Regions from separate parts of the Homo sapiens genome. Here all the other regions are linked to region 1. The links are chromatin loops, found by intact Hi-C in ENCODE. Cell type or tissue: B cell. All regions are shown on one strand.

The links. Peaks named below come from ENCODE experiments on the same cell type or tissue, not always from the same donor. Only the 100,000 strongest peaks of a DNase experiment are listed, where the experiment ranks them.
Region 2: a loop joins it to region 1, with 8 times the contacts of the local background. A loop is called at or near these places in 8 of 110 quality-filtered maps.
Region 3: a loop joins it to region 1, with 26 times the contacts of the local background. A loop is called at or near these places in 110 of 110 quality-filtered maps.

Annotation. Positions count from the first base shown.
Region 1 is chr1:107,781,007-107,783,506 of GRCh38, reverse strand. The region is part of intron 2 of VAV3 (vav guanine nucleotide exchange factor 3); the gene reads left to right. Among named protein-coding and RNA genes, the nearest start is that of MIR7852, 110 kb to the left of the region's middle. In B cell, CTCF peaks have their summits at 900 and 1,103 (motif pointing left); a DNase peak (open chromatin) is centred at 1,106; H3K27ac peaks cover 1,204 bases.
Region 2 is chr1:107,934,339-107,936,838 of GRCh38, reverse strand. The region is part of intron 1 of VAV3 (vav guanine nucleotide exchange factor 3); the gene reads left to right. Among named protein-coding and RNA genes, the nearest start is that of VAV3-AS1, 29 kb to the left of the region's middle. RefSeq lists an enhancer at 27-563. In B cell, no CTCF peak of the experiment used is centred here; DNase peaks (open chromatin) are centred at 218 and 1,158; H3K4me3 peaks cover 1,358 bases; H3K27ac peaks cover 2,081 bases.
Region 3 is chr1:108,124,463-108,126,962 of GRCh38, reverse strand. No RefSeq gene overlaps it. Among named protein-coding and RNA genes, the nearest start is that of LINC02785, 61 kb to the right of the region's middle. RefSeq lists a silencer at 1,094-1,233. In B cell, CTCF peaks have their summits at 1,041 and 1,240 (motif pointing right); a DNase peak (open chromatin) is centred at 1,252.

The DNA.
Region 1 (2,500 bases):
CAGAGCCTTAACAGCTAGCCCAGGTCATCCTGGGTTCTTCTTCCCTTAGCCCTCACAGAGCATCAGCTACTATTCCTGAACACTCCTCCCATTTCCACTACTTTCCTGTCTACTGCAGCCATCTTGGTTCCAGTGCCTCACCTCTCACTTGGGTGGTTGAGACAGCCCCCTCAGTTGGTCTCCTGGCCCCTTCTCTGTTCCCTATGTCCTCTACCCCAGTCTGCCCTTCACTTTGCTTTAAAAAGGCAGTTTTGACCCTGTGATTGTCCTTTCCACACTTTCTCAATGGTCCTTCCTAGCTTCTGGAATATAAGCCACCCTTCTAAAGCAGATTTGCAGAACCCTTTGTCTACCTTTCCCACCTGCCTCACAAAGTAGCTCTTATTTATGCTATCCAGGATGATTTTCATTTCTTTACAGATGCCACTCTTCTTACTCACCAAAGGATAGACAAAGGGAAAGAAAGAAAATTCATGACATGGATTTACTCTAGTTGATTGTTGGCCTATTGACCTGCAGGTATTGTTACTAGCTATGTCTGTTTCTGGGAGTTAATGTATCTCAGAATTTCCTATTATTTTGTGGTAACAAGTTAGAAATTAATATATTGCAGGAAAACAGTCTTCTTAGTGTCCTTGGAGATGTTTTCTTTTGTAAAAATTCTTGAATGGATGTTTCCAGTGGCAGGTCAGAATCCCCACAAAGAGGATTTAAGAATCTGGCATTAGTTTGTATACTTGTCTATTCCAAATCCGGATACGCTTCGCCTTTATAGAATACACATTGTTCTAAAAACACCGCATTGACTAAACAGTCTTTATTTGCTTTGGCTAAACTTAGAGTTAACGGATGGACTCAGTGTACAATAGCATAGACACAAAACTGAGTGCCAGTTCTCACTCACTTTGGGATACACTGCATGCTGTCTTTCCATTCCTCCTCATTTGCTGCATTTGTATATTTGTTATTTTTCTGTTAGTGAATAGTAATAAATAACTCCTGTTAAGCAGAAAATAGGAGTTGGTCTCAGCTTGTTGATTTTCAGAAATGTTTGTCCTTATAAAACACATTCAATTCAGGACTAAACTAATAGACTATCATCTGGCTCCCTCTGGTGGACACTCATGAAAAAAATCAAGCTATAGTTTTCTGAAAGAGGCGGTGTGTAGGGGAGGGGTTGTCATTTTTCTGGTTTTTGGTGGGGGAAAAGGAATAGAAAATGCATTCTGATTTTGTAGATACATCATAGTTATTATAGAAAATATCCTCAAGGAGTAAAATGCATTGCTATATAAAATACATAATAGAATAGCAATAATAAAAGACATAACCGTAGTACTGCTATTGCTATTTTTCTTGTTATTAAGTAGTGATATATGCTGGGACCACAGTGTAAAGTAGAATCAGAGGCAGATTTCACCCCATAGCTTTCTAACAGTGATATATTAGGATAAGATGCATGCTAAAGTAAAGCAATGTAGTTAATTCAAGGGTCTGGATACTGTACTGATTATTCCAGAACCTCCCCAAAGTTAGACTTTTCGCTTAATAGTGAATAATTTTGGTATTTTAGCAAGTGACTATTTTTATTTTGAATTAGTTATTTTTGATAAATTTATTAGTATTTGTTCATTCTTGATCTTCTGAGTTTACAAACTCACTGACAATGTTTTATCTTTATTATGGGGAATTAATCAATATCAAGTTTTATCTGATTGGTTGTATATGTTTTGACATTAGATGTTCGACATAGTTGACCAGGAAGAAATTGCATGAAGGGTTTCAATTGTATTTTCTTTTCTTTTTCTAGTCTCACAGCAGGGGGCTACGGTTAGAATATACAATTTTGGGGTCAGTAAATTAGCTCATCTAGTCACCATGTCCTTTGCTTCTTTCTAACCCTTTAGAACTATCCTAAAGAGTTTTGCTCCCTTCTCTTTTGTTTATGTAACAAATTTTCTTAATTTTTTAAAAATTAACAAATAAAAATTATATGTATTGATCTGTGCAACATGTTGGTTTGAAATATGTATACATTGTGGAATGGTTAACTGGAGCTAATTAACATATGTATTGCATCACATCTTTTTTATTTTATTGTGGTGAGAACGCTTAAAATGTAACCTTTTTGCAGTTTTCAAGAATGTAATACATTGTCGTCATCTATATGTAATTCAATTAAATGTTATCTTTGTATAATAACTTTATTTTACATGATAATAAAAATTCACATTTACTGAGTTAAGCATATGATAGGCATGATCTCATTTAATTCTTTTAGTAACTCCATGAAGCAGTTAGCTATTATCTGCATTTTACAGAGGCTAGTAAAGGTGAGCATAGCTGAAAACTTGTGAGTCAGGGCTCCAGGTATTCTTACTCCAAAGCCAGGAGTTTCTAACTACAACCATATATATATATGGTACCAGTTCCTGAAGTGGGTGAGATATAAGTGTATGTGTGGCTGGTACTCTCATGAACCTTCTACAGAGTACTGGAG
Region 2 (2,500 bases), 150 kb before region 1:
TGGTTTGCGATGAGGCATAAGTGCATAAATTCCAACCAGGAAAGGAAGTGCAGGGAATTCTACTCTCAGGACATCCTTATGGTCCTGACAACTTCTTTGGCAATGTCAGCAGCCCTTGGCATTTTGTCATGCATTCTTCTCCAACTTGAAATTCAGGCTTAGTGCATGCAGTATGCCACAGTCAGGCTTGTGGCTACTCCAGGAGGGGAGCTGTGACTCATTCTTGAGTCACTTGGCCAGCTTTGGTTTCAATTAAGCAAATGAATGAAAACAATTAAAAACAGAAGTTGCCGACTAAGGCTAATAAAAGGGCAGCAGTAATTTTTGTCTACTGTCACTGTTGTTTCTCTAGATTGTCATATCTTTAAAAACTCGGTAAGACAAATCTGTTAGTGTTTGATTTTAGATTTCTTGTTTATAATCTAAAAATCAGACCCAGAATCTGATTTACCTTTTTGGTTCTAATCTAGTTATATTGTAATTCTAACACTATGCACAACTAATTTATATATTAAATATAGAATTTTTCATTGGCTAAATGCACTTTCCTCAAATTTGTAAGAGGTTTTCCACTATTCAAAAGTGTTACATGTTGCATTAAGTCATTGTTGATTATTCAAATTATTTTCAGATTTATTTTCCAAGTACTAAAAAAAATTGTGGGTGTATTTTCAGGATGTTTTATCTATCAATTCATATTTTTGAGCCCCTCCTCTCCCTTCTCAATTCACATTTTAAAAATTATTAGTTCATCAAATCTAGGAACTGTAATAATGTCCTACGTTTACTTTTCTCCCCAAATCATAAAATTTCAGTAAAGTTTCCAAAAGGGGCATAAATGTGTCCTCATCTCTCACACACTGAAAAGCAAAATTCTTCAACTGATGGGGTATTTTCACCTCTTTGATGTCTGTGTGCCTCTGTCATCGGTGTAGTTCAGAGCCTTATCTCCCTTCCATTAGACCATCACCTGATATACCATGGTTTCTTTCATCTCCTTGTCATTGTAATAGGAACACCTTTCCCTTTGCTGGTTAACTCCTATTTCTCTGCAAAATACAGCATAGGTAATGGCCTTGGTTGGCCTGTCTGTTTTTGGTGCCTCTCCTGTGTGCCTCCCTAGCACTTCCCCTTTGTCATGGTGCACACCACTGCACCCTATTGTCCCTTTGCCTCTGCCTACCTTGCTGTGAACTTATTCAGGTCACGGATGGTTTCTTACTCATTTCTGTAACTGCAATGAGTAAGTGAGTGAATGAAATGTTCATCCTCATTCTGATGGGGAAACTTATTTCTAATTTTAGGGACTGAGGACCAAATTTGTGTATTTGTCAGACCTGGCTTTTCATTTTCTCCAACCACTGAACATTTCAGTGCTCGTAACACTGTAGGAGAGAGTAGACCCTGTGGTCTCTGTGCAGTAGGTGCTGCTGCTCCTTTCTTCCTGGAGAATTATATATTTACTTCTTTGATATACCTTATCACTGTGAATTTTATTTGCTGACTGGCAGTGTAAACTCTGGCTTTCTAGAGGTTTATCTTAGGAAGAACTCAATATTTATTCACTTGAATGAAATCAAATAACATTTGGCTTAATTGCTTTAAAATGAAGGAATAATTAGAAGCAACTGCTTTGCTTTGGAGAACTGTAGGAAACTGTAATCTTACAGCTGTAATTGCCCCCAAATGGAGAAGACCTTAGGAATTTATGTTGAAAGTAGAACACTGCCAATTGTTCTCATTGGCAAATTGGCTGATATGAATGTTTGCCAACCGGAAACTTGCCCCATCAGTTCGCGTAATCTGTGGGAGGTGAATATATTTTATGAAGAAAAGTGATAGAGGGAAATTAGAGGCTATTGTTACTAGTGTGTGATGGGTTCATGTACTACCAACTCTTCTCCTCAAAGCTGCAGATAGCCTGGTCGTGCAAGAATTTGTTTCTTGTAGCACGTCTCCTCTCATTTGCCTCGCTGTGCCGCTATATTTTGTTTAGCATGTGCTTTTCTCTTAATAACAACACAGTGATTCACAAAATTCCCCAGAGTGTGTGTTCAGTCTGAAATTTTCTGAATGTGATATTTGAAAATGCTAAATACAGCATATAATTAAAATTTCAGTGGTTAAGTTTTCATCATAACTTATTTTTGGAACTAAGAGTTTCCTTTTCGAGACTTTTGATGTGTAAGAAGGGTACAGTTTTTAACAGAGCTACCTGTGTTTGTTAGAACTATACTTTTTTGGTTAGAACTATACTTTTCATAGGAGCCGTTCCTCCTGGAGACACATCTTTGTCTGAAATATTTAGGAATTCTTAAGTAATTGTTGCTAATACTCATCTTAGTTAAATGGCTTAAAAAACAATTCCACATATGAAGGATGCACACACACATACACATAGCCTGTTTTGTTCTGTTTCTGTTTTCACAGGAAGAAAAAGAGTGGCAAAATATATCTTCTGCTCTGTTCTAAGGGTTTTGGTCCAGATCACAAGTCTCAG
Region 3 (2,500 bases), 340 kb before region 1:
ATCAGAAGCTGAGCAGTAGGAGAGAGGAGGTGGGGTGAAAAGGGAAGGATGAGGAAGGTGGGGGTGTGCAAGGCTCTTGCTTACCTGGGTACCCGACAGGTGAGATGGCTGTAGCAGACACTGGCAGTTCCCTGCCCACACACCTGGCCCTGACCACGGCTGCACAAGGCAGCTCTGTGTGCAATTGCCAGCATCTGCTTTGGTGTTGCTCTTGGTGCTGGAGCTTACTTGCTGCCCATGTGACAGGAGCAGCTCTAAACCAGTGGTCGTGAGCTCTGTTTCGCACTGGCTCCCATTTCTACACTGGGTCTGGTGCAGGTGCCTATGGTGGCAGCTGGTGTGATGATTTGCCCTTTACTGATGGCCTTCTCCTCATCTTACTTTCCCATCCTGTCCTTGAATCATCCATTTCAGGATCTGCCTCTGAAAGAACCCAAACTAAGGCAGTCAATCCACCACAGACAGACAAGGAAATAGAAGCAGAGCGTTTTATTTAGAGATTATGGAGGAAAATACGAAAAGAAGCAACTAACAGAACTGCAGGTCATTACCTCTAGGGACCAAGACTAGAGGTGGGAAGGGGCGGAAGAGGAGACCATGCTTTTAAATATATGCATGGCATGTGCTACTTTAATATAATTAAAAACAATCACTTAAAGCAAATTGGAACAGTGTAACAAATGAAATCAAATGAAATCAAAAGGAGAGAGCACAAATATATCTGAGTAACTTGGTCTGTCCCCCAGCCCCCTTAATGTTGTTACCTGAATATGTCAATTGTTGTCAAAAGACAAGCATAAACTGAAATCGATTATTGTATGGATCTGAACCGATGGAAAATATTCTCTGTACAGCAATTTTAAAAGTATAATGGTAATCACTGTGTTAGGGATTAAGTATACTTCCCACCCTGTGTTTTTGCCATTGTATAGGAAAAATCATGCAGAATACATTGATAATCACTGTAGAAATGAGATGAGATTTATTAACTAAAACACTTAGCACTTCACCTGGCACTACTTTATGAAGAAGCACTTTGTATAGGGCACTATGTGTAGTTTATATATATAAAGAAACATTTGTGTATTGGGTTTGAATGTTACTTGTTGTTGTTGAATATTCTTCTGCTAGTCCACCCTGTCCCTGATGGAAGCTATGCCCCCGGATCAGAAACGCTTGATGCTCAAGCGGTCCTGGGAAACCACTATTGCAAGTAACTGTCAGTGCCCTCTACTTTCCACTAGATGGCAGACTTCCCCCAGCTCTGTGGACGGCAGATACCCAGGAGAGGAGGACAGAGCTTCAGATCTTTGCTTTCTCCCTTTCCCTTGACCTGGAAAATCACTGGGCTGCCTCTGAGGCCAGATTTAGATTTCCTGCACAAGCCATCATTACCTTGTTTAGAGGAGTGAAATTAGGGTCGACCTGTCCTGTCATTCCAGGACAGAAGGTGACAAATAAGGTCCTTTATGTGTAGCACTGAGGAGAAGGGCTTGTTCTTAATTTTTAAGATATTTTCCAAAAATAGAAAAATTCTGTTTTACAAGTCAAATAAGAAATGATTGAAAAACAAGTATCACTGTTCATATACAGAGTCGTAGGTAAATGTTCAGATACAAAAATTGTGACCATAGAGCATATTTTTGGATATTTGTTTTCATAGTGTGATGAATATTTTTGTTTGCTTAAAATTATTTCAGAAGTATAATCATAATTCAAGCTTGAAATACAAGAGTGGTAAAATGAGAGCAAAAATAAACAAGTAATAAAACGCACCACAAAATTTCTGACTCCATTCCCTTTTAGGGATTTCTTTTTTTACAAGAGTTATTTTTATTGATTTGTGTGACACACTGGCTGACACGTTTTAAAATAAATAAACTTTGGGTTTCAGATGAACACAGTTTGCATGCTGTCTCTCTGGAACAATACACATCAGAGGAAGAAGTTAATAGGAAAATCAGGCAACCCAAACTGTGTTTTTTAGGTTAATCAGGAATTTCCTTCAATTCTAGTAAACAGGTGGAAATAGAAATTTTGAGCTGAGAAAAGTAGGAATCAGGACGTGGAAGGGAAAAGCTGGGTTCTGCTGCGGTGATGTGGGTGACCCTTCATGATGAGCCAGCTGTCTATTCTCCCAGCTCTCTCCCGGCGGTAGGAACTGAGAAGAGGCGCCCCTCGCTGCAGGCCCTTTGATGCCTCTCCTCTCCCCTGTCCTTTCACCCCCGACTCTGTGAGTTGCTTTTAGATATCGTTCTTTACTTACCAATTGTCTCTTTCTCCCCTGCTTGTTAACGTATCATGAAAAAACTGTGACGTGATGACCCCCCATGAATGCCTCTGGAGGAAAAGTGCTAGAAAATTTAAAAAGAAAATTAAGGTGATAAAACTGGCCTCATTAATCTGTTAAACTCCTTCAACATTGCCAAAAACAGAGGTGAGCTTCTCAGCTCAGTTTCCCCAAAATTCACAGAAAAAATTACTGTGCTTGAAAAGAAAA